Linked DNA regions of Homo sapiens: region 1 is linked to region 2. The links are chromatin contacts, found by Hi-C or POLR2A ChIA-PET in ENCODE. All regions are on one chromosome and are shown on one strand. The core of a region is the stretch at or near the end of the contact, and the rest is flanking DNA. Distances in the headings are between cores, read along the strand shown.

What was found. Hi-C counts contacts between places; a loop is a spot of excess contacts on that map. ChIA-PET counts read pairs that join two places held with the same protein, here RNA polymerase II (POLR2A). Pooled maps may share reads with other maps.
Region 1: a map of PC-9 shows a loop between it and region 2 (4-fold over the local background). The contact joins the enhancer-like site here to the promoter of MKNK1 in region 2. A Hi-C loop is called at or near these places in 1 of 168 maps with a recorded cell type or tissue (PC-9) and 5 of 50 pooled maps. POLR2A ChIA-PET finds 5 or more read pairs at or near these places in 15 of 52 experiments (A549, AG04450, CD4-positive, alpha-beta T cell and 12 more).

What each region holds. Positions count from the first base shown.
Region 1 is chr1:46,640,592-46,644,853 of GRCh38, forward strand. It overlaps ATPAF1 (ATP synthase mitochondrial F1 complex assembly factor 1), which reads right to left. Exons shown (of 9, transcript NM_001394565.1): 8 at 2,603-2,710. Among named protein-coding and RNA genes, the nearest start is that of ATPAF1, 26 kb to the right of the region's middle. Within about 2 kb of position 2,825, at least 3 of the 41 ENCODE cell types and tissues checked have a DNase peak (open chromatin) inside an H3K27ac peak, as active enhancers do; they include PC-9 and Panc1, where a contact is called at or near this core.
Region 2 is chr1:46,601,899-46,606,024 of GRCh38, forward strand. It overlaps MKNK1 (MAPK interacting serine/threonine kinase 1), which reads right to left and starts at 2,370. Exons shown (of 13, transcript NM_001135553.4): 1 at 2,287-2,370. RefSeq lists enhancers at 1,684-2,184, 1,952-2,001 and a silencer at 2,332-2,551.

The sequences.
Region 1 (4,262 bases), core at 1,575-4,074, 39 kb after region 2:
CCACTGCACTCCAGCCTGGCCAACACAGCGAGACTCTGTCTCAAAAACAAACAAACAAACAAACAAACAAAAAAAGAGTTTTTCCCCCTAATCATTTAAAGAGGTAGAAAACATTCTTAACTCGTGGGCGTTATAACAAGCAGTGGGCTGGACTTGGCCCATAGGCTGTAGTTTGCTGACGCTTGTCCTAGACAACAATTTTGTACTTCCTCTTTTTGACTCAAATGTCCAACATTTTTCCAACCTTGCTTTCAGCTGATGAGAACTTTTCTTTCTTTTCACTGAGCAATCTGTAGGAAACTTATACCACTACCTCTATCCATCTAATTTTATCAGTGTCCTTATACTCTGGCTTCTCTCCTGCTGTCATATTCCTGGTAAAGATCAACCCCTCATTACCAGACTTGCCCACTCAAAAATATCACTTCCCGCTTTCTCCTGTATCATCAACATTTCCCTCTCCACTGGATCTTTATTTATTTTATTTTATTATTATTATTTTTTTAGACAGAGTCTGGGTCTGTCGCTCAGGCTGGAGTGCAATGGTGCAATCTCAGCTCACTGCAACCTTTGCTGCTGGGGCTTAAGTGATCCTCCTACCTCAGCCTTCCGAGCAGCTGAGATTACAAGGTGCATGCCACCACGCCTGGCTAATTTTTGTATTTTTTGTAGACACAGGGTTTCATCACATTGGCCAGGCTGGTCTCAAACTCCTGAGCTCAAGCAATCCACCCACCTTGTCCTCCCAAAATGCTGGGATTACAAGCATGAGCCACTGTCCCAGCCTCAACTGGACCTTTCCCATCAGCATACAAATATGTTTTCTTTCTCATATTTGAAACAAAAGATACCCTTGGGCGCACTTCTCCACCTCCAGCTAATACCCCATTCTCTCCTTCCCTTTATAGAAATGCCCCTTGAAAGAGTTTCTATGCTGATTCTTCGGAGTTTCTCTTCCCATCCTCTCTTAAGTCTACTCCAATCACACTTTTATGAAACTGCTCTTATAAGGCCCCCAGTGACTTCCATGTTTGTGAAATCAGTAAATTCTCAGTTCTAATCTCATTTGCCCTAATAAACAAGGGAGATTTGGTGAGTTGAGCAGTCCCTATTCCTTGAAACATTCAATTTTAGCTTCCAGGGCATTCTACCATCTTAATTTTCCTTTTACCTCATGGCCATTCCTTCTTAATCTTTGCTGATGCTTCTTCATCTCTCCAGGGATGGAGACCCCTCGCTCAGTTCTTAGATCTCGTCTCTTCTCTATTTTTACTTACTTCCTTGGTGACTTCATTCAGTCCTATGGTTTTAAGTACAATCTGTATGCTGACAACTCCCATATTTATATCTCCAGCCTGGACTTCTCCCATGAAGTCCAGGCTCATATATCTAATTGCCTACTACTTGGATATCTAATAGGCATCTCAGATTTAATACATCGAAAAGTGAGCTCCTGATTTTCCTGTTAGGCCTATTCCTCCTGCAATCTTGCCTATCTCAGTTAATGGCAATTCCATATTCTTGGATAGAATTTTGGCTTTCAGTTGAATGTGATGAATGGAAGGGTTAATGTGGAAGGAAGAATGGGAGAGATGGTACTGAATAGCTTCAAGAATAGGGAAGTAGAATCCTCACTGTGTCCTAGGTTTGTGGGTTACTGCTACTGTGAGATATCAGCTGAGTGATATCACTTCTTTCTCCCTATGCAGCTGGTAAGAGAAAGAGAAAAAATAAGTGGGTGCTGTAATGAAGACTGTTAGGGGGAAGTGTCCACTGTTTGGGGACATTCTGAACTTAACCTCTGCCAGATAAAAGGATATGTGACTGAAATGAGCAAGGACTAGACAGACAGTGTACAGTAATCACAACACTGCTCCTGGCACCTGGATGTGCAGAGAGAACACAGTGGGCATCATTAACTATGAGCATATGGTCAATGCTCTATCTCAGTGATTCTCATCTAGGAGTGGGAAAAGGAGGAAAGAAAAACACTATAAATGATGAATGTTGTATAAATGAACAGTATGAAGGAAGATAAAATATTGAGAGCTATCCTAGGCTTCAATACAACTCTTCCCTATAATTAAGAAGCCATTTACTTGTCTACAATCTCTTATCTGAAACCCTTAGGGCCTGATGTGTCTTAGATTCAGAATTATTGAATTTTAGAAAGATAATAGGTATAGATACTATATAACTATATTATGTGACTCCCCATACTCAAACACATTAATATTTCCCTAGTAAAATGCATAATACTCCACACCAAGTGGGATTAGTTATATAAATAGTTTCACATCAGTTTAAAGATTTAGTTACCAAATGAGTTCAAGTTTACATAAGGTTTTGTGACCAAATGAGAACAAAAACATTTTGTTCTCAGAGCCCATGGGTTTCAGAATTGTGAATAAATGATTGAGGATCTGTACTAACTTCAAATTGGAAGATCTTGAGCAAGACAACTTCACTGTCAACTTTAAAATAAGTAAGAAACAAGGTATATGTAGCTCTTTGAAATTTTCTCTCTCATGAGCTTTGGCAGAAGAGTAATACCTTCAGTGCCATGAGGTAAATCCAAAGAGTTTTGCAAGTTAATTCTTACCAGAAATGTGGAATCCATTTCTGCAGTCATCAGCACTATGCCCTTTTCTTCCTTAAGTTCAGGATAGTGATATAAAATCAGCTGGCTGGCTGCAGCTTCCCCTCGGGTCTGCAAGGTGGAACACTTATCAAGGCTCAATAAGGTACCATCACAACAAACTGCAATTTCAAAGCAATAGACAGTCTAGAGGAAATTCTGGCTCTTAACAGCCCCTTGGGTGGCTAGTGAGTTGGAGGACTGGTATGTGGTGGTAAGGTCAGGCCTGCAAAGGCACAGTGAAACTGACAGTTTGCACAGTGTTATTTGTGTCTTCAACTGGAAAAGGTTTGGCTTTTTTCCCAGAAAATGTTTACAGTAGGCAGTGAATCCATCATTGTGACCATACATTTAAAAACAAAATGGCACAAGCAGCTACCAAATCAAGTTCTAAAGAAAGCAATGTGCCTGTGTAATTGCCACTTTCATGGACTAGTGCATTTCACAGTTGAAATCTACTCCCCTTGGCTGGCTCTGAAGACTGAGCTCTTTTAAGCTGTAGCAGGAGCTGCAGAGTTTGCACATGAGCCAGATTTGTAATGTGCAGCTCTAAAATATAATCTGGGTTGGTGGGGGGTGAAGGGGAGAAGAAGGATGGAAACACCATGATTTTATGAAGAATGATCAGGGCAGTGGTTACTAAATCTCAAGTCTAGACTAGGTAGAGAGGATGGGTTCAAAGCTAAAGCCCCTACATAGCACAGGTGGAAACAACTACATTCAAAAGAAGATTCCTAGACTTTATCTCTAAAATTTCAGCGAGTCTTTTTAATTATAAATATCCAACTATCACTAGGGTACTTGTAATAGTTCAGCATCTCATTTTTCTTGAACATACTTCTAATGTTACACTGATCATTTTGGTCATCATTCTAATATTATACTAATCACTTTTATTGTAATTATGTTTCTGGATCTTTCTCCTAAAGCTGAATATTAGCTCCATGAAGGCAGGGACCTTGTCTCACAGATCTCCAAGTCTTAGCACAGTTCCTAACACAATCCCATAATGATTAAGTTCACAGACTTTGAAGTCAGATAACCTGGGCTCAATCCTGGCTCTATCACTTATTAGACAATGTAACTAACATCTGAGGCCACTTTCTTCTATGTAATTAGAAATAATAACAGTAAATATGGCGTATTATGAGGATTAAATGACATAATATATATAAAACATGTGGCACATAGTAAGTACATCAAATTGTTGGTTATTAAAGTATGTACTCAATAAAGGGTTGTTAGACATATTACAAAATAGCAAAGTAAAAAGCTGTTCCTTCATTCTATTTTGCATTCTTTACCCCAACTTCAAAGCCAATATAATTCGTGCTTGTTTTTTGCCACATTTGACCTCCAAATATAGAATGCCAATCCTAGTTATGATTTAAAATATTGACTTTTATTTTAAAAGTTTTAAATGTTTTGAATCTAACTTTTAAATATAATATTTAAAAGTTAATATTGTTTTATTGGAAATAAAGAAATAAAGGAAGAAAGCAAACAAAATAACATTAAACAGAAACTATTCACTTAGCATGTTGGAAGGTGTTGACTTAGGTAATAAAACACATTTAAGACTTGGAGCTTTCCTCAAGGGGCTTCTAGCTTGGGTTAAAAAGAT
Region 2 (4,126 bases), core at 1,120-3,619:
TAGGCAGACTATGATGAGAGCTATATTAGAGGGTCAGCCTTTGCTACAGAAGATGGAAAGGGGAACAACTAATCCAGCAGAAGGCTCAGAAAAGCTTCACCATGGAGGCCACATGAGATGTAAGAGATGTAAGCCTTGAAAGATGAGGAGGAGGAGGGAAATCCAGGAAGAGAGAATATAAGCAAAGGCTCGAGCAGGAACATGCAGGGAGTGTTTGAGAAACAGAGATTTGGCCGGGCACGTTGGCTCACATCTGTAGTACCAGCACTTTGGGAGGCCCAGGCAGGCGGATCACCTGAGGTCAGAAGTTTGAATCCAGCCTGGCCAACATGGCGAAACCCCGTCTCTACTAAAAATACAAAAATTAGCCGGGTGTGGTGGCTCATGCCTGTAATTCCAGCTACTCAGGAGGCTGAGGCAGGAGAATCACTTGAACCTGGGAAGTGGAGGTTGCAGTGAGCCGAGATTGTGCCACTGCACTCCAGCCTGGGTGACAAAGTGAGACTCCATCTCAAAAAAAAAGGAGAAACAGAGACAACTAGTTTATTTTGACTGAAGCACAGGTTGCAGGTTTGGGAAAACCAAGGGAAACAGGGAGGGGAGAGGTGTGGGAACAAATTGTGCAGGAACTTGTCTGAGGCTGGAGTCCAAACTCTACATCCAGCTTGTCCAACCCGCGGCCCTGGATGGCTCTGAATGTGGTCCAACACAAATTCATAAACGTTCTTAAAACACTGAGATTTTTTTGCAATTTTTTTAAAGCTCATCAGCTATTGTTAATGTTAGTGTATTTTATGTGTGGCCCAAGATGGTTCTTCTTCTTCCAATGTGGCCCAGGGAAGCCAAAAGATTGGACACCACTGCTCTATATAGTAGGCAATGATGCCCACCAAGGTTTCCGAGTAGTGTCTCAGGAAGAGCACAAGGGCACCCATGAAGAGGATGCAAAAGGAACTAAGTAATTCAATTACTCTGGGACCACATTACAGGAGACCACATGCACTTTCTAAGCACGTGCTGGGCTCTGACAGCTCCTGTTCACAGAGCTTCCCTCTCCCATGGCTTCGCTTCATGCAATCTGAGTTGCCATCCCCCACAACTGTCAACATCTGCAAAATACCAGAGTAACAGGACTCCTAACCAACTCTCTGGATTACAGAGAGAGAAGTGTTGAGGTGGGAGCAGATGGGCAGAGGGGGCACCAAAGCCTCTAGCTGGCTCAGTTCCATATAAAACCCAACCCTGGATTTCCTCTTCACATCACTTCCAGCCCAGCCCTCTAATGAAGGGCTGAAGCTAAGGAGAGTGGGCTGAAAGCACCTGGCTGATGGGTGGTGATCCAGTGAGACATTACACCTACTGTCCAGCATGTGCCTGGCGCATGGGCAGTGGTGCCCTTCCCATTCTGCAGGGTCAGTTCCATCTGTAAATCCCACTGAGGCTTCAAGGCCCAGGTCACAACAACTCTTCTCTCAGAGCCTTTCTAAAGTACCCCAATCCAAAATGACCAAGCTCCTAGAAATCACAGCTACCATGTATTCAGCACCCATTACATGACAGGCGCCATACTAGGTGACTTCCATATAATCCTATTCACCCTTCACAATGACCCTATTATGGCCATTTCCTAGGGAAGAAAGTGAAGCTCTGGGAGGGGAAGCAGACTTGCCCCAGGACACACAGCTAAGAGGTGGAAGAGATGAGATCTAAACCCAGGACTCCCTGACCCTGAAGTTGAGCACTTCTAACAACACTTCATTCCTGTGAGCCTGCCTGCCTCTGATCTGCCACTGTCAGGGAGCTTGGAGCTCTCTAGAAGACAGGGTGCACCTGACACTCTTATTACCTTTCCCTGTGGACAGCCATCCACACAGGCAGGAGCCTTTAAATACTGAAAATAAATGAAAACAATTAACTTAAAAATAACGCAGTACACAGATTTCACAAATTCCTCACGTGAAAAACTATTCATGATACTGGACTGCCTGAGCCCTGCGCCCAGCCATAGCCTCGGTCCTGATCCCTGGGAGAGACTGAGTCTCAAACGGGCCACAGAGTAAGCGCCATCTCGGACACCGGCCACGCCCCGACCCCAGGCACAGAGGTCGCAGACAGCTCGGGACAGTCCTGAAAAGCGTCCCCTTAGGCTGTCCCTCCGCAGCTGAATCGCGTCGTGACCTCGGGCAGCCGTGAAGGCCCTGACTGCCCCCTTCCGGGCACACGAGCTCACTCACAGACCCCGGCCCCATTTAGCTCGGAGGAATACCTCGCAGGTCTCGCTTTTACCTTCGCTGGCTCCCGCCGGGGAGCGGTCGCGCGCACCCCTACCTGCAGATCGCTCCTCCGAGAACGCGGAAGAGGCGGTGCTAGATCCAGGGGGTGGGCCCGATCAGAGAGGAGGGTGAGGGGGCGGAGCTGCGCCTGCGCCCTGATGGCTACCCAGGGCCGCCTGAGGGCAGGGGGCTCGAGCTGAGCGAACTGCGCAGGCGTGACAGGGAAGAGGCGGGGAGAGGGGAGATTGCTGGCAAGCGGGTGGGGCTTAGCTCCTCCGGCGCTTTCTTTTCCGAATGGAGGGTGGAGAAGCCCGGGAAGGTAGGAGGCCGGGCGCGACAGGTGTAATTAACATGTACTGAGAGCTTCTGCAGGCCAGGAAGGAATTTTAAAATGCCTTTTATATGTGGGGAAATGCTGCTAGTCTTTTCTAAAACGGGGGCCAATTCTGTACAATTTCTTTAAAAGTCTGAGTGCCTAGAATTTCACCATAAGAGTTTCTCCTTGAGTACAACATTATCCCCAGTATTTCAAAATTTTTAAAACTTTTAAAAGTTCATTTCTTGGGGAAAAACAACTGTAAATAGGTTAATGCCTCAACCAGTCTCCCCACATCCCCTTCCCAAGTCTGCAGCTGCGATGAGAAAGGATGAGAGTGTGGACTGGGATTTAATTCAGGCGCTGACTCCGAGTGATGGAGGTGAACATCCCTTCCCTGCCTGTCTCAGGATTATCGTGAGGATTTGGTAAGCCAAGCTAGTTAAAGAGCCCCAGGGACTTGCTTCCCATCATCCACCTGACAAACATTTGTTCCCTGTCTTGTCGGGGCTGTCTTTTCATCTGTATGATGGAAGGAGATTGGGAATATTAGTGAACATTCAGGACTTTGCTAGATTTCCCAATCTGGGTGAAGGCCGGAGAGGCGGAAGATCAAGCTTCTGTGTTCATTCCCTTCTGGAATCCTGCGGTCCAACCTGAGGGCCCCGATGTATCCTGACTTCTCCCACTCATTACCTTCCGTGGAGGCCGATCCAAGCTTCAAGTCTTCAGAGGCCCTGCTGGCCTGTTCCCTTCCCTGTTGCCTGTGGCAATAGCCCAAGAGATTCAGGACCTATGTTCCAGGTTCTCAAAGTTGCTATGTCCCTCACATGGCAATCAAATTCAGTTAACATCTTTGAGGGCTCTGGGGGTGCTCAGAGGAAGGAGGGCTCCCCCAAAGCAGGTGGAGCTCTAGTCATGACTGTGGCTTATTTCACCACATATTCCACAGCTTGCTGTGGGGTAGGGAGGAGAGGCAACAGGAAACCTCAGAGGCTGCAGTGTTTATGGGAGCCGAGGGTGATGCGGCATCCTTTACTCAATAGGTGGATGCTCTGCCCCAGGCTGGAGAGGATGGCTTACTACCTAGGTCCCTGCTCCAAATATTGTTTTGGAATTTTTTTTCTTTTTTTTTTTCTGAGACAAGGTCTCACTGTGTTCCCCAGGCTGGAGTGCAGTGGCACCAGCTTTGCTCACTGCAACCTCTGCTTGGGCTCAAGTGATCCTCCTGCTTCAGCCTCCTGAGTAGCTGGGATTACAGGCATGCACTACCATGACTGGCTAATTTTTGAATTTTTTTAGAGGCAGGGTTTTGCCATGTTGCCCAGGCTGGTCTCGAACTCCTGAGCTCAATGATCCTCCCACCTTGGCCTCCCAAAGTGCTGGGATTACAGGGAAGAGCCACTATGCCCAGCTTTGTTATGGACCTTGAGCCAACAGGAAAATAAAGCCCAGCCTGACTTCTCAACCAAGCTGCCACTCTACCTCCCAGGACCCTTTGTTACTAGGTTTTGCCCCATGGGAGTGTGCTCTTTTA